2 separate regions of the Homo sapiens genome follow, and region 1 is linked to region 2. The links are chromatin loops, found by intact Hi-C in ENCODE. Cell type or tissue: HepG2. All regions are shown on one strand. Each heading gives the region's core, and the rest is flanking DNA. Links, peaks and the distances in the headings are about the cores only. Region 1 has its middle 110 kb from the start of LINC02093. Region 2 overlaps HS3ST3A1 (heparan sulfate-glucosamine 3-sulfotransferase 3A1).

What was found. Peaks named below come from ENCODE experiments on the same cell type or tissue, not always from the same donor. Only the 100,000 strongest peaks of a DNase experiment are listed, where the experiment ranks them.
Region 1: a loop joins it to region 2, with 4 times the contacts of the local background. A loop is called at or near these places in 3 of 110 quality-filtered maps.

The regions. Positions count from the first base shown.
Region 1 is chr17:13,408,703-13,425,040 of GRCh38, forward strand. No RefSeq gene overlaps it. Among named protein-coding and RNA genes, the nearest start is that of LINC02093, 110 kb to the left of the region's middle. In HepG2, for the core only: no CTCF peak of the experiment used is centred there; a DNase peak (open chromatin) is centred at 7,509.
Region 2 is chr17:13,592,935-13,600,934 of GRCh38, forward strand. HS3ST3A1 (heparan sulfate-glucosamine 3-sulfotransferase 3A1) reads right to left here. Exons shown (of 2, transcript NM_006042.3): 1 at 7,597-8,000. Among named protein-coding and RNA genes, the nearest start is that of HS3ST3A1, 5.0 kb to the right of the region's middle. RefSeq lists an enhancer at 7,949-8,000. In HepG2, for the core only: CTCF peaks have their summits at 2,022 (motif pointing right) and 5,001 (motif pointing right); DNase peaks (open chromatin) are centred at 2,047 and 4,987; H3K27me3 peaks cover 2,153 bases.

The sequences.
Region 1 (16,338 bases), core at 3,519-11,518, 180 kb before region 2:
CAGTTTATTTGTTCATGATTCTGCAGTTTGGACAAGAGGGACCATGGCGTGAGCTGGGGTCTCCACAAGGCTCTATACCGCTGGGAGTTGGAACACAAAAGATGTCTTTGCTCCCATGTCTGGAGTCTGAGCTGGGCTTGCTGGGCTTCTCTCTCCAGTGGAACAGTTAAACTACCTGAACCAGAGCTCAGGGCTCCTGGAGAGGGAAGGGTTCTTAAGGAACAGAGAGCTCTATTATATTCTATTGATCAAAACAAAGTACAAAGTACAAGGTGAGATTCAAGGAGTCAACTCCACCTCTTATTGGGAGGAGTGACTTGTGGATACAGAGATAAGAGGATGTACTGGAGACAACCTACCACAGATGCTTTTGTGTTAGAGCACTGACGAAGACCCTCTCCTCAACCAAACTCCAGTCATCCTCCCCTAAGCAGTCTTCTCAACTAGGCCTCAACCTTGGCCTGTAAGAACTGCAACTTTCAGCATAAACAATTCTGTGTACCCCTCACCCATCCCCACTAAGAGGCCTGAACAAATACTAGCACAGTTTTTGTCAGCTCGAGCCCATGCCCCTAGGGTGATGACCCCAACCTCCATAAATGCCCGCTTAGAAAGCTCAGCACTGCCAAAAGAATTTACTCTCTGTTTCACCCAGAACCTGATTTCAGGCCTCTGACTTCCCTTTCCTTAGAACATTGACTTTAGAAAACTTGTAACTGTAAATTCTTTCTTTGTGTCTCTAAGTTGCATCTTCTATAACCCAGAAATGTCTTTCTTAAGAACCTAGGAGCCATTCCTTTGAAATTTAATCATCAGGAAGGATAGGATTCCTGTCTCCCAGTCTTTGTGGATGGGTAGGAGCCTATTATAAGCACCAGTTAGCAGACACAGATGGCCAAATCTCATGGACCAATCGCTTTCCTCTCCTAACTTTTTGTAATTTTCCACTTTCTGTCTTTGCTCAAGTTCCCATTGGCTCCTCCTCCCCACTCCCTCAGTCTCAGTTTAAAGTGACTTTCACCTTTGCACAGATCAGAATTGAGCTCCATCTCTCCTCCCTACTGCAGCAGTCTAAATAAAATATGTCTTATGATTTTCAACAAGTGTCCAGTTAATAATTTTTTTGACACTAACCTTGATGAAAGATGATTTTCTCTTGTAATTACATTGAGGATATAGAGAAGTAAACAGAGCTGAGATGTATTCAGAGGCTGATCAAAATTTTTAGAGGCGAAGGGAAAGAGAATGCATCAGAAGTCAAAGATCAGGTTCAAGATTCAGGCTTGAGCAACTGCAGAGATAGGGGTACCGTTCATTGAGACTGGCAACATGAGGAGAAGGGCAGATGTGGGGTTAGTTCAGACATGCTGACTTGGAAAAGGCTTCCAAATGGAGAGGTCCATTATAGGCCATTGGGTATATGGATATGAAGTTTTGAAAAGAGATGAGTTGCAGGAGAGCATCTTGAACCCTTAAACATTCCAGGAACTAATTAAAGCCATGAGTGTAATCGAGAAAAACTAGAGGGAGTGTTCAGAAGAAAAACAAATAAAGTCTTCAACATTTGGGGGTGAGAAAATTAAATATTGACTGCAAAGAAAACTGAGAAGGAGCAGCCAGAGAGCAGGCGAGATGGAATTGATCCACAGATTGGCTAGACAGAGTATTGCTAAACTTGTATCATGGCATGGGAATGCAAACCATTGCAGAAAGTGAAGGGTGTTCTTTCTGAGAGCTTGCAGTGACTCTGTGAACTAAGGAAGTTTAGACTGCTGAGAATGAGAGCAGAGGAAATTGGATAGAGAAAAGTAGAAAAGGTTTGAAATATCTGTTATAGGAAATGAGAGCAAAACCGAACCAAGTTCAAGGTTGTATTATCAAGACTCTACATCAGATGGTGTAAAGATGGAAATGAACACAGAATTGGCTGTCCAATATCCAGGATGGACAAGACTAAGTGTTGCAAAGAAAGAGAACTAACTATAGCACTGAAACATGGAGTCTCTCCATATATCTTCCCCCAAATAGACCGATATATACACAAATATATTCTTTATTCTTAGAGAGAGATTATCTGTCTAGAGGTTGGGAAACATGTGGGAAATGAGAAATCCTGTTTTTTGTTTTTTTCTGTTACTATATTAACATTCTCCAAATCACATGATTTTCCCTGCAGTGAAGAGCAGCTCAAGAAGTTTGTTCACGTTTTTATATTCATCTGTATGATGCCAACATAATCAATCCTAAGCAGAAGATTTTTCTGTCCCCATAAGCTGCCCTGCTCTTCCCCAGCTGCTGGTAGGGCTTGGGTATGTGCCCAGTGTTCAACTCCTGTAACCTGCTCTTACAGAGTGCAGAATAGATGCCTTAAATCAACAGGACATATTGTGAAACACCTATTACATGCCAACGCTCTGCTTCCTTACTCCTAATAGCTGAATGTTTCAGTTCTTAACATTCAGGGTATTAAAAAATGAACCTAAAAGAACTGTTTAGATGGGATTTACTTTAGCTGCTAATTCATTCCAGACACAAGGCTAGAAAAATTTGTGTTTGAAGGCCACATTTGACCCTTAACCTGAATTTATCTGTCCTTGGAGAAAGGATCAAAAACTAGAATACTGAGATAGTCCCAGGAATGTGAAAACACCATGTCACACTGAAAGCTGACTTAGCCACAACATCTGAAGAGGGTGTAGGAGAGAGAAGTTTTTGTGTGGAAATCATCTCCCTTGTGCCTTTGCCCCTTCTCTCTGTCTTTCTTATTGACTGACAATAAATATGGACCAAATGTACACTGTTTTAGTATTTAGTGACTAGAATTACATACTCCTTTTTAAGAGTTAAAAGGTGGCCTTCAAAAATTATTCCTCAGTGTCCCTTAAATTTTTTTCTATAGCTTTTTTTTTCATACGGCTCATAATCTGTGAAAGAAATGCCCCATTTCAGTACCAGACAAGAAAGTTCAGATGAAACTTGTTAAATGATCCAATTTTTAAAGGAAAAGTTGGCATGAGCTGATGTGTCCAGATTTTTTTCTTTTTTTTTTTTTCTAATTAGCCTCATGGCTTCTTTGAAAACACACAGGGCACAAACATGATTTCAAATGATGTCAGCTGGTAGACAAATTTGCTTTCCTTTTTGTGTTACGATATTTTTGTATTTATCTAAATCATAACTAAATATAAGTTTGTCTATTAAATGTAAAAAATATTGAGGGCAGGCCGGGCACGGTGGCTCACGCCTGTAATCCCAGCACTTTGGGAGGCCAAGGCGGGTAGACCACGAGGTCAAGAGATCGAGACCATCCTGCCGAACATGATGAAACCCCATCTCTACTAAAAATACAAAAATTAGCCAGGCGTGGTGGTGGGCACCTGTAGTCCCAGCTACTCGGGAGGCTGAGGCATATCCTCTTCTGAGGAGGATGGCGTGAACCTGGGAGGTGGAGCTTGCGGTGAGCCAAGATAGCACCACTGCACTCCAGCCTGGGTAACAGAGAGAGACTCTGTTGCAAGAAAACAAAAACAAAAACAAAAACAAAAACAAAACATACATATATATTTATATATATATATATATATTAATTGGTGCTGCAATGAATATATGTGTGCATGTATCTTTATACTAGAATGATTTATATTCCTTTGGGTGTATACCCAGTAATTGGATTGCTGGGTCAAATGGTATTTTTGGTTCTAGATCCTTGAGGAATCATCACACTGTCTTCCACAATGGTTGAACTAATTTACATTCCCACCAACAGTGTAAAAGCGTTTTATATATATATATGTGTGTGTGTGTATATATATGTATATATATGTGTGTGTGTTTATATATATGTGTATATATGTGTGTGTGTATATATATATGTGTATATATATGTGTGCATATATATATATGTATGTATGTATATATAGAGAGAGAGGGCAAAGATAGTGACTCTTAGATTTTCATGGAACACCTAGTATGGGTCCTTGATCTTAAAGAGCTTCATAGGATAAATAAGTATTATGATCTCTTATTTTTTAAGCAGATATATTTTATTTAGACCACTTAAGAGTGCCACCAGCTCCACAGATATGGTAACTTTCTGGCTAGAAAGTAGCAAGTTTTATTTTCCTAGAATAAGGCTAAAGAAATAGCTTTGGCTGGGCGCGGTGGCTCACGCCTGTAATCCTAGCACTTTGGGAGGCTGAGACGGGTGGATCACGAAGTCAAGAGATCGAAACCATCATCCTGGCCAACACGGTGAAACCCCGTCTCTACTAAAAATACAAAAATTAGCCAGGCGTGGTGGCGGGCTCCTGTAGTCCCAGATACTCGGGAGGCTGAGGCAGGAGAATCACTTGAACCCAGGAGGCAGAGGTTGCAGTGAGCCGAGATTGCACCACTATGTTCCAGCCTGGTGACCGAGTGAGACTCCGTCTAAAAAAGGAAATAGCTTTAATTCTTTCTGGCTTAGTCTTCTGCTGGAATGGTGGCTAGAAAGATAACACTATTAAGAACTGATGCTTGTTCAGTGATGGTTATGGACCAGACACTGCTACTAGTTGTCGGCATGAGTAGTCTCACTTAATTCTCCCAACAATGTTATGCACCTATGAGAAAGGTGCATAATAATGTCCCCATTTTTCACATAAAGGGACAGAGGCACAAAGGTATTAACCCTGTGACACTGTGGAGCCGAGACTGTGCTGTTAATTGGCTTCTGGTGCTGCCTCTGCCTGCTGATGAGTATGGCACAGTCATCACCGGTAAGGATGGCCCTACCTACATATATATAATAAAATGTGGAAATGTGACAATAGAGATATGTGCTCTGTGTTATAGCAACTCAGAAGAGGATATGCCTGATGCAGATGGGGGAGAGGGTGGTCTGAGAAAGTTTCCTGGATGAGGAAGTTGCTGAGTTGAGCCTTAAAAGACTCAACAAGCCTTGTATGACCAGAAGTCATGAAACACACAGAGGCAGGGAAGTGCATCTGAGGCAGAGAGAAACACGAACCAAAGCAGCCAAGGGAAAACTATGCATAGTGGTGCATGAAGGGATCAACACATTTCATCAAATTTAAGATGCATTGATTGCAAAATCACATATGTACCATGAAGAAGGAGAAAGGCCACCAAATTACCCTACGATTCATCATCAAATGAAGTATGCATCTTCGCTTCGGAGAAACCAAAATGTGAAAAAATGTGCACCCTAGACTAACGAAATATGGTACAAATAGTTTGGAGTAACTAGCAATTTTTTTTTTTGAGATGGTGTTTTGCCCTTGTTGCCCAGGCTGGAGAGTAATAGCATGATCTTGGCTCACTGCAACCTCTGCCTACAGAATTCAAGCAATTCTCCTGCTTCCCAAGTAGCTGTGATTACAGGCACCCGCCACCACGCCTGGCTAAATTTTTGTATTTTTGGTAAAGACAGGATTTCACCATGTTGGCCAGGCTGGTCTCGAACTCTTGACCTCAGGTGATCCACCCACCTCGGCCTCCCAAAGTGTTGGGATTACAGGCGTGAGCCACCGCACCCGGCCAGGAATAACTGGCAAATTAAGTGAAAGGAAAAACAGAGGAGGTTGTTGCAAAACTCAGCCCTGTGGCAGTGGGGGAGCAGAAATGAGACCAGATTTAAGTTGTTTTTGAGCTCAGATTCACAGGATTTGGTGGCCGTTTGGTGTCTTCAACTTCTAAATAGTAAAAAGCGAAAGAGCTATACGATCTCAAGAGAAATTAGAGTATTGAACTTCTAAATAGTTGCTATTTATGGTAAGTAATGCTGGGTTATCTTTTCTTTTTTTTTTTTTTTTAAATTTAATTCTATTTTAAGTTCCAGGATATATGTGCAAAACATGCAGGTTTGTTACATAGGTAAACGTTTGCCATGGTGGGTTGCTGCACCTATCAACCCATCACCTAGGTATTGAGCCCCACATGCATTAGCTGTTTATCTTGATGCTCTCCCTCCCTGTACGCCATCCCCCCGACAGGCCCGGTGTGTGTTGTTTACCTCCCTGTGTCCATGTGTTCTCATTGTTCAGCTCCCGCTTATGAGTGAGAACGTGCAGTGTTTGCATGCCAGTCAGAATGTCGATTATTAAAAAGTCAAGAAACAGCCCAGGCTTGGTGGCTCACTCCTGTAATCCCAGCACTTTGGGAGGCTGTGGCTGGTAGATCACCTGAGGTTAGGAGTTGCAGACCAGCTTGGCCAACATGGCGAAACCTCATCTCTACTGAAAATGTAAATTAGCCAGGCATGGTGGTGTGCGCGTGTAGTCCCAGCAACTTGGGAGGCTGAGGCAGGAGAATCACTTGAACCTGGGAGGCGGAGGTTGCCGTGAGCCGAGGTCATGCCACTGCACTCCAGCCTGGGTGACAGAGTGAGACTCAGTCTGAAAAAAAAAAAAAGTCAAGAAACAACAGATGCTGGCAAGGCTATGGAGAAATAGGAACGCTTTTACACTGTTGGTGGGAAGTAAATTAGTTCAACCATTGTGGAAGACAGTGTGGCGATTCCTCAAGAATCTAGAACCAGAAATACCATTTGACCCAGCAATCCAATTACTGGGTATACACCCAAAGGAATATAAATCATTCTAGTATAAAGATACATGCACACATATATTCGTTGCAGCACCAACCCAAATACCCATCAATGATAGATTGGATAAAGAAAATGTGGTACATATACACCAGGGAATACTATGCAGCCATAAAAAGGAACGAGATCATGTCCTTTGCAGGGACATGGATGAAGCTGGGTTTTCTATTTATATGCTCATGATATAAAGTTGTTTTAAAAATATCTAGTTAGATAGAGAAGGAGATAATCCATTTAATGGAAAAAATTAAGTTAATTATAACATGTGGCATGTGGTCATAATAAATTTTGTGAAGGTAGATCTGATAAAATTAATGAAGAATAACAGGGTTTTGGCCTGGAGGTATAGATATTGGAGTCTTCATCATGGAAATGGTAGATGGAAATATAGGGAATGATGATTTCACCCAGAGAAAGTATGCAGACCTTAGCTACAAACTGATATTGACAATAAGAATCTTCAAAATGAAAAGGCAAAACATTTACATTTATCCCAAGGTGGGAGAATCACCGTTAGCACAGAGTCTAAGCAAAAGATCTCTTAGATAAATACATCTTGCGTTTCCTGAATTGACATTGTGAGCTCATAACCTAAGTTTTGCCAAATGAAGTGTGTCTGGCAGTGCAGCACGCAGACTCTTAGTGAGCGTGGGCATTTCAGGAGGTGGTAGAAAGACGGAGCCTGACTCATTAATCAGTGAAAGAATCAAAGAGCTATCTTTAGAATGAACGGACAGTTCTGAAATTCAGCTGATTTCCAAGGTCAGTGGGTCATATCCACAAATATTTACTGAGCACGCACTCGGTGTCAGGTGGACTCAGGTATCAAGAAAAGACTCTTGGTGAGATTCCTGCCCCTCCCCCATCCAAACCCAAGCAGCCCAAATCCGGGGCCCTTACATGTGGACTTCATCCCATCTGATAACAGCAGCAATGATGTCACTTTGGCTTCTTGCCGAAGTCCTTCAAAACGCTCATGCACAGGAGCCGACTGGAGGACAGTCAGTTGTAAGCCTCATTGCTTGCCAAAAACGTGGGTGGCAGGCCAGGCCCGCTTCCTCAGATCACACTCAGAAAACTCAGAAATCCAAGCTGTCATCTGACATTCGACTAAAGAGTGTTTAGATTCCATGCCAGGCTTGTGTACTTGCTATGAGGTCTCTTTCCCTTCATGTGCAGACCTCTGTTCAGGAAGCCGATGTGACACCAGCCCCCGCAGAAACCACAGCTAATGCATGCTCAGGACCCCAGTATTCCTTTTGGAGGGGCAAGGAGTGTTTTGCCAATTTAGATAAAATACCTAAAGCACCAAGTACCGAATCAAATTGTCTGATTTCTTCTAACTTAATCCATGAAGGGGAATAGGCTGCACAAATGCTTCCTAAAATTGTGAGTTTAAGAAAAAAAATTTGCATTTTAGAGAAACATGACACAAAGACCAGGTAAACTTAGGCTGAGTTTGCAAAAACAAACAGCCAGTTATTGCTATAAAAATGATTGAATCTTTGTATGATTAAAAGAAAACTACAGATAGATAGGTAGGTGGATAGAAGGAGGGAAGGATAGATACATGGATAGATAGATACATGGGTGGATGGATAGATGGATGAATGGACAGATGGATAGATAAACAGGTACATGGATGGATGGATGGATGGATGGATAGATACATGATAGATAGATTGATTGATTATGTCTAGCGTGGCCTGGCACTAATTACTAAAATGCAAGTCAATAAAAACATAGGGGAAAAGTCACTGAGTTTGGCCTCTTGAGATCACTGCTTCAGCGTGTGGCATGGAAACAGTCACTCAATTTCTTGAGCCTGTCTTGCCTCATCCATTACATGGGGATAAGCATGTGGCCCTTGTGGAGTTAATAATAGTACCATGATTATTAATAGTAACTAAAATGCTGCTGGATATCAGGTATTAGATTAAGAATGTTATATAAAGACTCTCAATTGGTCCGTAAGGCAATCCTGTAAGGGAGACTATTTTACAAATGTCCTTTTCCAACAAGAAAAATGAGTCACAGAGAGGTTTCCTAAGTTGTCCAGAGTCACATCCCTGGCTAGTGGGGAAGTCCAGGTCCATCTCTACCAAAACCTATGTACATTTTCACCACTGTGTCTGAGACACTGGACATAAAAATGTTTGGGAAACTGCCAAGTGAAATATATAGCAAACGCATGCTAGTGAAATACATATCCAATGCATAAATATGTAAAATGCAATTCATTATCAACTAATAAGCACGTCTGGCCTGTGACTTGGCTTAATTCCAGGGAATGCCAAATTCTGGTGCATGTTTGTATATAACAAATTGGGCTGGAGCCCCAGAAGTTGCTAGGGAAAGGACTGAAGTTTGGGTGGTGTCTTATTCTGGGGAGCTACAGAGATGTTCATTTCTCATCCTGCTGTCCTTGGCTTCAGGGCAGGATCCCAAAAGGCAGATCTCAGCACTGGATGGAGAAGAAGGCAGTAGATTCAGCTTTCCTGCATTTGGAACTCAAAGGCAGTGATGTGAACCAATCATAGCATAGGAAGCAAACCACAACATGCAAAAATGCCACTGCAACCCCAAACAGGAATTATTAGAAAGGAGAGCAAGGAGCTTCTCACTGCAAATCACAGGGCTGCAGACATTAGGGGAGAGTGATGGAGCTCACTCTCCATACCCCCAGCCACACAAAGCCTCAATTTCATTTATTTCTGAGTTATTAGGTTGGTGCAAAAGTAACTGGGGCTTTTGTCATTGCTTTTGATGACAAAAAACTCAATTACTTTTGCACCAACCTAATTTAAGAAGATCCTGAAAAGATACACACGTGCACTTTGGGAGAGCAGCTATCAGCACAGCAGCCTCATAGCCCAGGCAATTCAAACGTGTACAAATGTGTGCTGTGAATGCAGCTCCACTATTACACCTCACCACACCTGTATTATAAACGTAATGTTGCTATTTCCATTAGATGTTATTATACATTATAGGCCTTTGCCGTCACATATGAATAACAAATAGCAGAACTTGAATTATATGTATGTGTGTATGTGTGTGTGTGTGTATATATGTAAACATTATAGAAGGTACCTCCTGACCATTTAAATGCATTTCCCTGGAGTTAGAAATGACAATGGGAAGCTACAGAATTCAACACAATCAACCCAGTTCATGGCTGTCCTGTTGGAGAGAGGCTTAGGTCCCTGTTCCCAGTTCTGCAGAACTTACCTGCCCCATCTCTACCTCTGCTCTTTTTTTTTTTTTTTTTTTTTTTTTTGGTGGGTGCTGGGGGACAGAGTTTTGCTCTTGTTGCCCAGGCTGAAGTGCAGTGGTGTGATCTCGGCTCACCGCAACCTCCGCCTCCTGGGTTCAAGTGATTCTCCTGCCTCAGCCTCCTGAGTAGCTGGGATTACAAGCATGCACCACCACGCCCTGCTAATTTTGTATTGTTGGTAGAATCAGGGTTTCTCCATGTTGGTCAGGCTAGTTTCGAACTCCTGACTTCAGGTGATCCACCCACCTCGGCCTCCCAAAGTGCTGGGATTACAGGTGTAGCCACCATGCCCAGCCCTCTACCTCTGTTCTAAGTCACCAATGGAAATGTGGAATTTTGTTCACCCATTCTTTCCCTTCTATCTTGCTCATCCTGCCCTCTGCTTCCTCTACCTTGGTTCAATCTCCATTCTGTTCACTCAGAGACATCCATTCCAGATGGGCAGACTCGCCCTACATACTCAGCCTGTTTAGAAAACTCTTCCTTTTTCTGTGCTTGACTGAAATGAGGGAGCCTCCCATGACTCCTCTCTCAGAGCTACGACTCACTCTCATTCTGTGTATTTCAGGATTAAAGGTAAGACTTGCCTCTTTCACACTCCTTCCAGAGTTTAATAAATTATCCAACTTCAGGTAAAACTCTCTAGTTTCTTTAAGATTCATATCAAACAGCTATATCTTTTTTGCTGGTCTTCATTCTTTTTATTTAATAATAATGTGATGTTGAACATGTAGAGCTCACAGGTGTTCAAGGAACTATTTTATCTGTTTTTGTCCCTCTATAGTTCTTTCCCATCTTCTAAAAGAAGATGTAATAGGAATAATTATAACAATCACCATCATACTGATTTTATTGTCACTATATTAATTCCCCATTATTCCAAAGTAATAAAAAGCCTTAGTCACATTAAATTACCAGGCATGAATAAATTCGATGGCTGAATAGAGTCTAGTTTCGATTCAGAAATTAGACCGTCTGGTCTGATGTAACGTGCAGAGCCTCCATCTTTATTCAAAGTCACAATGAGGCACCTTCACTCAGCTCCCACCCAGCCTGCTGAAGAAGGCTGCTTACCTGCGAGAAAGTTCTTCAGAGACCATCCTCGCTCACATCTGACTGCAGCCTGCTCCTCTGCACATTTTTGCAGCCCCTGGGAATCGTCACTCCTCCCTTAGCTGCTATCTTGCAGGCTCCGTGGCCCGTTCAGTCAGCCCAGTTGGACAGGACCCGATGCAACCAAACAACAGCTCTCTCTTTGGGGCCACCATATCCAGTCTGTGGAAAATGCTAGCTCAGCTTTTTCCCTGACCAACTCTAGGAGTGCAGGCTGAAGCCAGTGCAGGCATCCCTCCTTTGGCCAGTTCATCAGCAATTAGCCCTTTAGATCTACAGGAGGAAGCGAGACCCTAGTACATGCTGTGTCTTCTACCACAGGGCTCACACAGGAAGCTCCCCATGTAGTTCTCTGGAATCCACATCCCCTTTTTTATGAATAGGGGGCAAGGGAGGACTTTGTGCATGGCTGTCTTTGGGGAAAGCCTTGGAACAAATGTCTTTCACTACAGGCAACAACCGATACTGCCATTTATTCTCTCCATATCTATAAGGAGTTTAAGGGCCATAGTTTAATTCTTATTTTTGTGTTGTTTTATATACTTTCTGTGATAATTTGCACTCACTCAGTTTTCTCAATTTGGAATCTGATACCTAATGTCTTAAGGTCTTGACCTCTTGACTAAGTATTTCCCACGTGACCTCATTCTCACAGAAGAGTCCTGTAATTCTAGGAGATAGGCATTTATGATGATTTCCCACATGAAGAGAAGGAGAATGAAGCTTACAGAGCAGTAAGGTGGATTGTCCAAGGTCACACAGGAAGTGACAGAGCTGGACTTTACACCCTGTGTCTCAGACTTTGCAGCCTGGGCTATGACTATGCTGCTTTCTATTGCTTCTTGAATGTGTTGACTCTTCTAGGTCTTTCTTCCTCAGTCACTGAAGTCTTTAGCACAAGACTTACTGATTTTCTCCCTCTGCTTCCTCTACCCTGGAAGTTCTGTGATCTCAAATGGCTTCAACTTCCCTGTTGGCCCTCTATCCCATGGTGACATCATCTCCCCAGCCTCAAAGGCCACCAATTTGACTCCTTGTGGCCACTCATGCTTGTGGCCATCATGTCCTGTCCTCACAGCCCTCCCCTTCAGTGGCTGTCACAGTACTGTTCCTCGGGTAATGTCTAGATCTCCAGTTCCTTGATACTTCTAATGCTTTTGCTCTATCAGTTCCCTCCTATGCTTTACCTCTTCCCCTCTCGAAACCAATGTCTTTCCAATCTTGCATGGCCAAGGTTTTAAAAAGAATTGGCTAATGTGCTTTTTCTACTCCTTTTAGTCAATTGGCAAATGCTCTCAATGGCCACTATAGTGGGATCATATTTATATTATACTCATGTGTTGCTTAAAGGCAGGGACACATTCTGAGAAATGAGTCATTAGATGATTTCATCATTGTGCAAACATCATGGAGTGCAATTACACAAACCTAGTTGTGTAATAGCCCACTATACACCTAGGCTGTATGGTACAGCCTATTGCTCTCAACCTTCAAACCAGTACCACATGCAACTGTAATGAATAAAGTAGGCAATTGTAACTCAACGGTAAGTGTGTGTATCTAAACATAGAAAAGGTACAGTAAAAAATATGGTGTTATATTTGTGTCCATTGTCATATATGTGGTTTGTCCTTGACCAAAAAATCATTATTGCAGAGCTTGACTATAATTCTTTCTTCATTAATCTCAGCTAATATATCTCCCTCTTAGGGAAGCCTTCCCTAAACCAATACAACTGGGTGGGGCACCTCTGCTAAATGCATCCATAATATGTGTACTTTCCCCCATCATAACATTAATCCTCACTAGACAGTACATTCCTTCAGACAGGGATGCTGTTTTATGCACCAAGGGGTCCTCTTCACTTTATGTGGGAATTTGACACAAAATAGAGGCTCATGAAATACTTGTTGGATGGATAAAAGGATGAGCAATACGGGATTCAACTAGGCCAACAGAAAAAACCTATCAAGAGACAGGTAGAGGCAAAGCTTTTGAGAAGGCAGCTTTGTAGAATAGCCCAGATGGAAAGAAAGATGTGGAACTTGGCCCTGAGTCATGACTGGGCATCTTGCAGGAAGAAATTGGGGGTGAAACATTAGTGAGCAGTTGTCAGGGCAATTTTTACTTCCCAGAGGAAAAAGGAAAACCAAAAGAAATGCCTCATGTTATTATTCATGAAAAGAGCTTAATGGCCAAGTGGGAACATTTGCTAACGAAAAACTGAAAGGAAGAGTTTAAAAGCTAAGACAGCCTGGTGACTATTTTAGAATAGCTTGCTAAAAGTCCAGGACAAATGCATGCCAAGGAACTAAAAGACCTGGCACTTTAAGGAAAACAACAAAAGCACACATACAACTCTTCATGGTCAATTGGCAAAATAAAATAGGTTTTTCTCCTTCCATTTTTCACAAATGGAAAGACAAGCTGAGTGAGGAAAACAGGAAGGCATACACTAGAAATTAGACATGCCCCCCAAAAAAGAATTTAGGGGAGTATTGGTAAGGGACTCCGAGGCTAAAAATAATAGAGTCTTTATATCCATAAGAAGGGCAAGGTCAGCTAGATGCTCATGGAACTGGTTAAATGGATGTCATGGAAAGGTGGAACTTGCAGAAACTACAAACAGCAACAATATAACAATAGAAAACTTTCGGTGACTACCAGCCATATGCCAGGCACTGTACCAAGGATTTCACATACAGTGCCTCATTTAATCCCCATAATTTACTGTTGTTGGTGTCCTTTTACAGATGAGGACACTGAGTCACAGAGAGAATAAGGGACAAAGTCACACAGCTGGCAAGTGACAGATTTGACAAATGAATGCAAGCCTGAGTCTAGAGTCTGCATACTCTGTGCCTTAGACTTTGGTAACAAATAACCAAACAGATCAGAGTTACTGGCCTAATTAATGGAAAACTCGCAAGATGAAACTGTCAAGGCAGACACAGACACTGCAGATAAAGACCAGATGGCATCCACATGAAAGTTCATTGAAATTGACAAACAGGTAGACTGGGCACGATGGCTCACGCCTGTAATCCCAGCACTTTGGGAAGCTGAGGCGGGCGGATCACAAGGTCAGGAGATTGAGACCATCCTGGCTAACATGTTGAAACCCTGTCTCTACTAAAAAAATACAAAAAATTAGCTGGGCGTGGTGGCGGGCGCCTGTAGTCCCAGCTGCTCGGGAGGCTGAAGCAGAAGAATGGCGTGAACCCGGGAGGCGGAGCTTGCAGTGAGCCAAGAAGTTCCACTGCACTCCAGCCTGGGCAACAGTGCAAGACTCCCTCTCAAAAAAAAAAAAAAAGAAAAAAAAAAAGAAATTGACAAACAGACTCTGAGCTGGAGATGAACAATGTGATCTATGCCCTGCCCTGACTTTGCTTCCAGTCCCCAAACAAGCTCAGAGGGAACAGAGCAGTGAGTTTGGATCTTGGACCAGATAAATTAGTACCACCTATAACAAAGTTAGAGTCACTGAGTATTTAACAACATATCACCTAGCCTAGAAAAAGCTACATGGTGTGTAAAAAAGAATGCATGCCTATCTTATCTACTAAAGCAAAGTCCATTAATTTCTCCCTTCAAAGGGTAAAAGAAAACTAATGACTTTGATAGATTTTGACATTATTTACTTGGCAGTTGAGACTTGGCCCTGTTCCAAAAGGGGCTTGAATAAAAGATGAATAAAATACAAGATAAATTAAAATAGAAAGCCATAAAAGAAAGGTAAGGATAGGGACAAAAATGATGACCAGAAATTGGGCTAAACTCTTGTCACATTGCTTCACAAATTTAGATTCTAAGTTTAGCATGTAAAGCACACACACACACACGCACACATGGACAAAAAGAAACATTGCTAATTATACAATTTACAGTTTAAAGAGATGAAAACAAATCAATTGCCCGGGAAAATCTATTTGCTATTGATAACTAGCATCAGGCAGGAATTTATATGGGGGATTCTGGTGAACTGGACCTTGTGTGATATAACTAAAAACTTATCATCCTTACCATGAGCACAAAGAACAGCTCAAAAAGCTATTTCTTACGTCTGTTCTCAATGAAGATGGAGAATATCAAAACAAAGTGTTGCGTTGAAAACCCCATGGTGGGAAAGACTCTGATGCCTTGGATACAATTCTGTGTCAAAAATTATCATTTGTTAGAATTAGTAAAGAATTGTAAAATGGCTTAATTAGTTGTTATTTGACAGGCCAGATTAGGGGTAAGTTGTCAATTCTTTGAATAAAGCACTCTTATAAACGATCCAGGGGGACGAGTTCAGAGTGAAATTTTGGGGATTAGTGATGGTGGTAAGTGATCTGAGGTAGTATATTTATTCATTTGCTTATTGACTGAATACTTACTAGATACTGTTATACTCCAGGTAAGCATGGCATTAAGTACTGGGGCTACATGAGTCTTTATCTCCATGGACATTCCACTCTTGTTGATAAACTACAAGACTCTTTCATAGAGCTGGGCAAGAAAGCTGAACATTGTCAGATGCTTTTAATGAAAAAAGGCAGGGTGGTTGCCATTTGTGCGAGAGATGCATTCCTGAAAACCCAGCATCATTCAAGCCTAACTTTTTCCTAGGAACCAATGTAAAAGTGGAGTGAAGGAGCAAATTTAATTTTGGGACCATATAGTCTTACAACTGTGGTTAACATATTTTTGCTTTAAGACTGCTTTTTATTTTCTCAGCAATGTCTCTAATGCTTCCCTTAGTGCTCTCTAAAATTAACAGCACAGCACGCTTTGGTAGTTTGATCTACTGCTTTGTGGTTTATCACATCTAACATGTTCCTAAAAGTGAGCGATTTCCAGGCACAATTTTCAGCATCAGCTCTAGCACTGCGACATAGTGAATATGTGGATGACTTTGTTAAAGAAGATATTTTTCAGGTTACACTAGTAACAATGTTTATTAAATAATAAATTATGACAATACATATTAAGATATCAACATAATGATGATACATATTGCTCAGGAATACTGATGCATGTTAACTGCAACATGCTTCATGGGATACTGACAAAAATGATATGTATATGTATGTATATTTATTTCCATGTAAATCTATACTCTCTTATGGCAATGTCATAAAAACTTTTTACAATTGAGTCTTCCAGTCAGTTTTGAAATTTTTCAATTCTCAGCAATTCAAAAAATAGGAGAGCTGTATACTTTATTTTGGCATAATGTAAGATCTTAAATATTTTGTACTGTAGTCTTTCAAATTTGCCTAATTCAAATTTAGGCCAAAAAAAAAGTGACTGCCTTGGAATTTAGAATAGTTGCATATTAATAGTATAGAGTTAAAAGCTG
Region 2 (8,000 bases), core at 1-8,000:
GTGCAAAGAAACTGATCCTCCAGAGGTCTGAAGGTTGCACTTTCTCTCTTCCTGCCTCTTCCTTGAATGCGTTAATTGTTCCAGGTCTGTTTTGCTCCTATGGAAAGTTTCATAACCCAAAGTGTCTACAACAAAGGTTAAAACAAGCGAAGTAAGCAGATAAAATTACTAAGCTGGCCTGGAAAATTGGGACCGTGTTGTCATCTTTGCCATAAGGTGCATCCACAGCTCTGGCCCTATCTATTTTCCCTATAACCAGCTTTCAACCACTGACACCTGTTCCTTCTATGTTTGTAGCCAAAAAAAAAAAAAAAAAAAAGTCATACGCCCAAGTCTGATTTTCCTCTGACCCTTATTTTAGTTTTTAGCTCTTTGTGTCCTCAGAGACCTGTCATTTACATCAACGTTTTTGTTCTCTATGACAGGAAGCTTTGGGGAACCTTTCACACCTTCTTCACTTTACATTTGCCTGCCATAGAAGACAGAAAGAAAGGAATACAAAACTGTCTCTGTGCTTGGTTCGGAAACAAGAGAGTAGGAGGGAGCCGTGAGCCAATATGATTATGAAATCAGCTGAGGGAAAGATCAGCATGTCTGGAAGCAACAGGTGCGGGGCAGGGGAGGGGAAGCTGGTGGGCCCATCCTGGGGGCCCTTCTGAAGGAAAGGAAAGAAGAAACACGGAATAAAAGAGAATCGGCACAGACAGGATTTCAGTATGAGCCCTCATCCTTCAACGCCTGTTAGGCTTCTCCTGCCTTCTTTGCTGTTTTCACCTTTGATTTTAGAATCATTTTAGATATTACAATTGTGAAAAATAGCACAGAGAATTCGCATACTCCTTTCACCCAAATGATCATCTTAGGGGATATCATAACCCTAGAACAGTACAACGATCAAAACCAAGAAACTGACGTTGGTATAATGTTATTAACTAAACTGCATACACTATCCACATTTCCCCAGTTTTCCCATAAATGCCTTAGTTCAGACCCAGGATCCGACCAAGGGCACCCTCGTGTTTACTTGTTAGTAATGACTCACTTTTGTCTCCCCACATCTGGGATAGCTTAGCGGTCTTGGCGTTGTTTTGTATGATCCTGACACTTTTGAAGGGTACTGGTCAAGTATTTTGTAAAATGCCCCTCAATCAGTGTTCGTCTAATGTTTTCTCAGGGCTATACTGGGGTTACGGATTTGGGGGAAGATTACCGCACAGGTGAAGTGCCATCCTATTGTATTATATCGGGGATCATGATCTCAACACAACAGGGAATGCTAACCTTGGTCACTTGGTTAAGGTGGTGTCTGTCAGTTTCTCCACTCAATCTGTCCTATTTGTCCCTTTCATCCTGCCTTCCTTTAACCTGACCACCACCCTGCATCCCAGCCTGCTCTCCCAGGCCCTGGACTGCAGGCGCAGAAACGCCTGTCCTGTCGGAACTCTCAAAGCGCTTTCCTGTGAAGCTGTCCCGTGTGTGGTGGACAGGATTCTCAACAGGGCATCTCAGGCACCTTAAGGGTTAAACAGGCTTCTGTTTAGAATGACAGGATCCTCCTCCAGAGCCACACAGGGGAAGGAACAGGCCTGCATTACTGATGTTGAAATAAAATCATCTGGAAGTATTTTCATTTGAAGCTGGCTTTCAGACACAGAGGCAAAACACACTAACAAAAGTAATCTGGGGCATATGGTATTCCTTTCAGTCATAGGCATTTTTAATATAAATCCCCTAATCATTTATATCTTGGTTTTCAGTTTATTGTGAAGCCAAATCTCTTATTTCTCTCCAAAGAATAAATTCCCTGCCTAAAAGAAGTGAATTATCCTTGCTTGAAAAAAAGGCAAAGTGCAGCTCATCCTTACTAGACAGATCATCTTGCTATAAGTGCTACCTAAACACAAGCTTTTGTTGCTGCTGTAGTTTCTTTTTTAAATTGAGACTGCAAATATGCTCTATCATGATGAGGTTTTTCAAAGTTCTCCCTTTAGGGGTTCCTTCCTGACTCCTCCTCCCACTAGGTGGCGCTACATATCACATTCAAAGCGGGCTGTTCGAGTCGGTGAATAGTTTGTGTTGAAACCTTTGCAAGAATGTCTCTCGAACTCCCGACGGCAAGTACTAAACTTCATTGTTAATTAAACACTTCCCCGTCTCTTTTCACATTTATTGTCATCAGACAACTGAAACAGGCCAGTTCTGAATTTCTGTAATACAGTCGGGCAATCTTAGGATAAATGTAAGTTTTTAGGGGCCTGAAGAATCATGACCACATAGTAAGGCAAAAATTCAAGAGTTACATCACGAAGGCAAGAAACTGGGGAAAGGCTTCCATTCACTAACTCAGCATTGCCTGGAATATGATCTCAACAGTGCCCCCCAAATTCTTCCCTACTCAGGATGTCCAATACTGCTCAGAAGTTCCCCAATTACTTAATAACATTCCTCTCATAAATTCAATTTCTAAATTTTGGCTTCACAACAGTTTATTTATTCACTATATAAATATCCCCCAGAGAGATTTTTAAACTGTATCAAATTAGCAAAGGTTTTAAAGTGCTGACAAGCATTTTTAAGACATCCTTATAAAATGCAAAGATGAGGGAGTACAATTTCCTCTGATTACATATTAGAGGCACATATTTAATAAGAAACCTTATGTTCACAATTGCAACTCATCGCTTAAGCAGAACAAATTTTCTAAAAGCTTGGAGTTTACTATCATTAGGAAACCCATACCAAGAAACGATGCTCTTTTTCAGCCAAGTTACTATCACTTGGTGGAGGAAGATTTCCCCCTAAGGAAACGAGCTAAGAATATCAAGTTCCCGACTGGGCCCAGCAATTTGACTGATGGTGATTGCAATTTGCAATTGTTCAACTGTGTCCCGGAGAGATACGAGGCCTTTTTGGTTGTTGTTGTTGTTGTTGTTGTTGTTGTTGATATCAGAGAGTTTTGTTTGCTCTGCAACACTCTTCTCATGAAGTAAGCATCTGGTCTATGTGAGGTTAGCCCCTATTGTCATTAATTACACAGGCTTATTTCATTCCCATGACCCTGCCAAAATACAGATTTGGCACTTATTCTTTCCTGGCCAATCAACAGACTTATTTAAAGGAGACAAATATTTTGGCCAGGGTATTTTCTTTTTAAAGAGCAGGCAGGAGATTATAACGTAGTGGTGGATTTTCATGGAAGTCTGTGAATTTCACATAAAGTATAAGAGCGTATTATAAATCTCATCCCTGTAAAGGAATATCCATTCACACAAGGCATTCCAGTCCAAGCTCTACCAAGTGTTTTTGGTGTTGTTTAATGCCCGGACTATGATCTCAATAGTGTCCCCAAACTGTTCCCTACTCAGGATGTCCAATATTGCTCAGAAATTCCCCAACTACTTGGTAACTTTCCTCTCATAAATTCCATCATTGTCCCTGCCTTCTCGGTGTCTGCTCCCGCATGTGTGAGGGTGTGCGCGTGCGTACACACACACACACACACACACACACACACAGAGGAACTAGGCTGATCAACTTGCACTTCTGGTTGTCTATTGGGGATGAGCCCAGAGTTCAGACATTTAGCAAACTAGATGACAGTATTTTGGGTCCCCAGCCTGTGACCAGGTGGGGAATGTCTAGGTACTGAGAACTTCTATAGACAAGTACGCTAGACTCAGAGTCCAAAGTAACATCTCACTCTCTTCCTAGCCCTCATCTATTCCCAATGTTCTTTCCTCTGCTCTAAGGACAGAGCGCCCTTGGCCATCAGTCCACATGACCTTGCATGGGCGGCCAGACTGCAGCTTCGTGGCTCGGATTTCATTTCAAACTCTTCACACAGAAGGGGCTTGCACAGTACAGGAGGGTGGGAAACTGCACATGGAGGGACTTTGCAGCTGCTCCCAGCTGCTACGAAATGCCAATTTCTCCTCCTAGGAATCGAAAGGGCCTCTGCTCAGTATGCCTCTCTAATGGACTTGAAAAACGGGGCCATGATCGTTCGAGGCCAGAAAATTTCAAATTTGGATGAAGTCAGGGGAGCACTAGCTCCTAAACTGTGAGCTGGACAATCTTTGATCTTCCTGTATGCTCTAGAATAAAATGATTCTAGTGATGTCCTTCTCTGCTGAAATTGTCCAGATTTGGCTAAAGAAAAGAAACTGAAATATAAGAAATAGACATGCTAGTGTAAGAGACTGGATAATAAATATTTCCTATCTTGTACCAAAATAATAGACTGAAATATTATTGAATCTAAACATTTATATACATACATATGTATGTGTATGTGTACACACATATTTAACTACTTTATTAATAAGTATCTTTTAGCTTACAAGAAAAAAGAGACATACCTTTTAGTTGGTACAGACAGAAACAAGCAGAAGAGAGCCTCCTTATTAAATTCTAAGCTCGCCTGCTCTTGAACTACAGTAGAGGTATTCGGTCCTGACTTCCAGCAAAGATCTCAATGTTTTGAAGCTAAGGAAACTTTTTCCTTTCCTTTATGAAGCCACCATACATACAAGAGAAATGGACACTATTCATTGCAAGGGACTGCTTTACCGTGACATGCAAGCCACAGACATTTGTTTTAGTGATATCATGTCTGCTAAATTAAGTAATGAGGAGTGTTTTTTTTTAAACTCCACCAGGGTCGAGTTTCTCAGCATATAAAAATTTGCCTTTGTTTTATTTATTTTAGAGAAAGTCTATTAGGACATTTAAATTAGTGAGAATAATTTTCTTTCTAGAGATTTTGAATAATAAATATTTTCTTTATCTTTACTACAAATGTGCTCAAATGAAGGAAGTGTTTATTACTTCACTCTTGGAAAAAACTTCATAAAGTATTTTATTTTCTTCCCAGTGAGAGTAATTGACTGAAAAAGTTCAGCAACAGGTATTTCTAACTGACAAACTCATTCTCCAAGACACTTTCTTCAAACTTGCTAATTGCAGCAGATTTGTCCCTTTGTGAGGACAGTAGGTGGCACTGCCACCACAAACTATCATGGCTAACTGAGTGATTTCACTGGGCAAAAAAAGGCTAGACCTTTTAGGATTCTCCCGTGTCAATGTACACCTAAAAATAATTATATAGGTTTTTCTCTTCCATAATTCACTGCTGGGTGCAAATATCTGGAATTTATTTCTGTTCGTGTGTGTGTCTGTGATAGTGTGGTCATAAGTGTGTGGTACAAATCCTGTATTGCAAAGTTTGGGCTGACTCATGCAGGTCTAACTGAATCCCCTGTTCTAAACTATTAGCTAAATATAAGTAGCTAAAATGCACTTAATATTTAAGTGGCATTCTGGGTGGGAGATTTTTTTTTCATAGACGAGCCTTCAGTCTTGCTCACAAACATCAAACTCCAAGTTCAGAGCCAAGATGAAAGAGAACTGTGGGGAAATTTCATTAAATAATCACATAATCCAGGCTCCATAGGTTGGATTTTTTTAAAATAAGTTTCCTATGTAATTGAGTTAAACGTAAATTTATGCATCCAATAAAAAACCACTGCAAATGGGAAAACAAAGACATTGCTCCAACACTTAGAAAATTAAATTCAGCAAACCGTGAAGTCTACTGTGCAGTTATTTTTGTGACCACCATAAATTGCTTTACAAAACTCTTCTGCTGCAGTAAACAATCCAAGAAGAGATTTACTTTATAGCATGCATTCAGTTTCCAAAGGAAAGAGTGGCCTACAAGTTTATGACTCTTTTTTTTTCTTTCTTTCTTTTTTTTAAAAAACTACTTGTGTTTCTAGTTACCTTGAAACCTTCCTCCCCTTACAGGAGCTCAGAAAGGTCCATGGAAAATAAGATCCAGGTCTGCAGATACACCGTGCCCTCAAATACTCATTTCTGGAATAAGAAGAAACAATCCTACTTTGTGGAAATAAAGTTTATATGGCAAAAGGAAAATAAAGGGTTTTAGTACTAAATATTTCACCATATTTAATAGCACCTCAGAGCCCAACATAGTGTTAGATGTTTCAGACAGTCAGCTTGAAATGTGTTCGCTTACAGCACAGTACGAGGCCGAATTCAATGCAAACTGCTATAGATAAGAGTTTTAGGGGTCTTTAATCACTTCTTTCTCGTGTCCTTGATGGAAAAAACAGAGCTGCCTTTGTGCTAAAAAGAAGGACCTGTTGTTTCCAGATTCAACAGGTCATTTTTATAAGAACTTCCCAGAGGATACAACATAAATGACAGAAACACAAGGGGATATTTTAAGTGGCTGATGATTTTAAATGATATATCATCTATATTAAGGGAAGGTTGTTTGTTTTTTCTTTCCAACAAATGGAAAGTTACTGTTTTAAAAGTGTTTAATGTTCAAATTCTATTTTTAGGGCCAAATCTTTTCTCTCTGAGTGGATTGACTGTAAATTCGGCTCCTGAAATCAATCTGAGACTGCAATTGGCCCCTCAAGTAAATAAACTTGTCAAATCATATCCATTTCTGTGTTGGGGATGAATGATTAATTTAATGGGCTTTTTGAAAATACCTAAATTATGTTGTAATTTTTGTAACTGTTTCAGTTAAAATAACAAAGAGAATGCATCTTTTATGAACAAGATAAACTTTATAAAATGGAAAATTCTAGCAACATAATTTTTACTGGTACTTTGAAGAAAGAAAAAAAAAGCCAATATATTATGGCAAACAAAATCCAGGCGACACTAGCTTTATTAGAATCTGGCTGATTTTATTATTAAAGGTGGTCTGAATTTGAAGAGACTGGCAAATTTAAGATTAAGATCTAAGCCAGACTTATTTCCTAAACTGTATTGGCAAAGTTGTGCCAATGTATTTTTCTCTCTGTTGTCTTCTTCTTTTAATTGGCTACCTTATTTGTAAAGAGGATTGAAGATCTTTAGAAAAGTTTCTGTCAGTCAAAAGACAAAAGTTACTTTTCCCTGCAAATATCAAAAGCACTTTACAAAACTCATTCCTTGCCCTCAAACAAAAGTTATTGCCAAGCGTCCTTTAAAATACAGTGCCTGGTTGCTTTCCCTTGCTCAGACAGACATATATTTTCCAAACTACCCAGATTCTCTGGTTCTTGACACTTTTACTAAGTCTCTATATTACTTCCCACCTAGGACAACTATCTGGCAAAAGGTCAAGGTAAATAAATACCTGATGGTAAAGACTGTGTTAACCACAAAGAACTTTCCAAAAGATAAAGAATGAAAACGGGCTTCCTTGGGAAGGAGAAGGCAATCTATTAATTGTTGAACAGGTTTCTAATTTAGAAGAGACTTTTTTTTTTTCCTTTAGTTAAATACATGAATACTTTCGCAGAGCAGGAGAAAGAGACCAGACTGGCTATTTGCTGGCAAGGGATTCCCAAGGATGAAAATTATGAAGGCCAGAATTTCCCTCCCACTCTCTCCTTCAACATCCACTTCCCAGGAAGGAGAAGGCGGAGAGGGAAGAAAGACCCTTGACGACCCTTCGCCTTCTGCATGAAGTGGGGAGGAGGGCGAACTGGGGGTCACCGAGGGCTCCTCCACGTCTTTCCCAGCCCAGGACCCCCGGATCCTTCAGCCCCAGCCCGGGCCCGCCCCGCTCACCGGTACCAGGCGAGGCCCTTGTCGTAGCTGCGGTCGAAGAAGTGGGGCTCGGCGCCCACGGCGCGCACGTCGGGGTGCACGCGCAGGAACTCCAGCAGCGCCCGCGTGCCGCCCTTCTTCACTCCGATGATGATGGCCTGCGGCAGCTGCTTGCTGCCTTCGTCCAGGAGCAGCGCCAGGGTCCCCGGCGGGGCCTCGGCCACGGTGCTTCCGGCCCCGGAGCCGCCCGGACCCCCTGACAGGCCAGGGGACTCTTCTTCCCAGGCCGCCTCCTCGCCGTCGTCGCGGGGCGCGGGCGGCCGGCGCCTCCGCCACTGCGGCAGTTGCAGGAGGCGCTTTCTCTGTGCCGCCGCCGGCCACACCGCCAGCTCCCTCGGGCCTCCGGCCAGGACGCCGCCACCAGG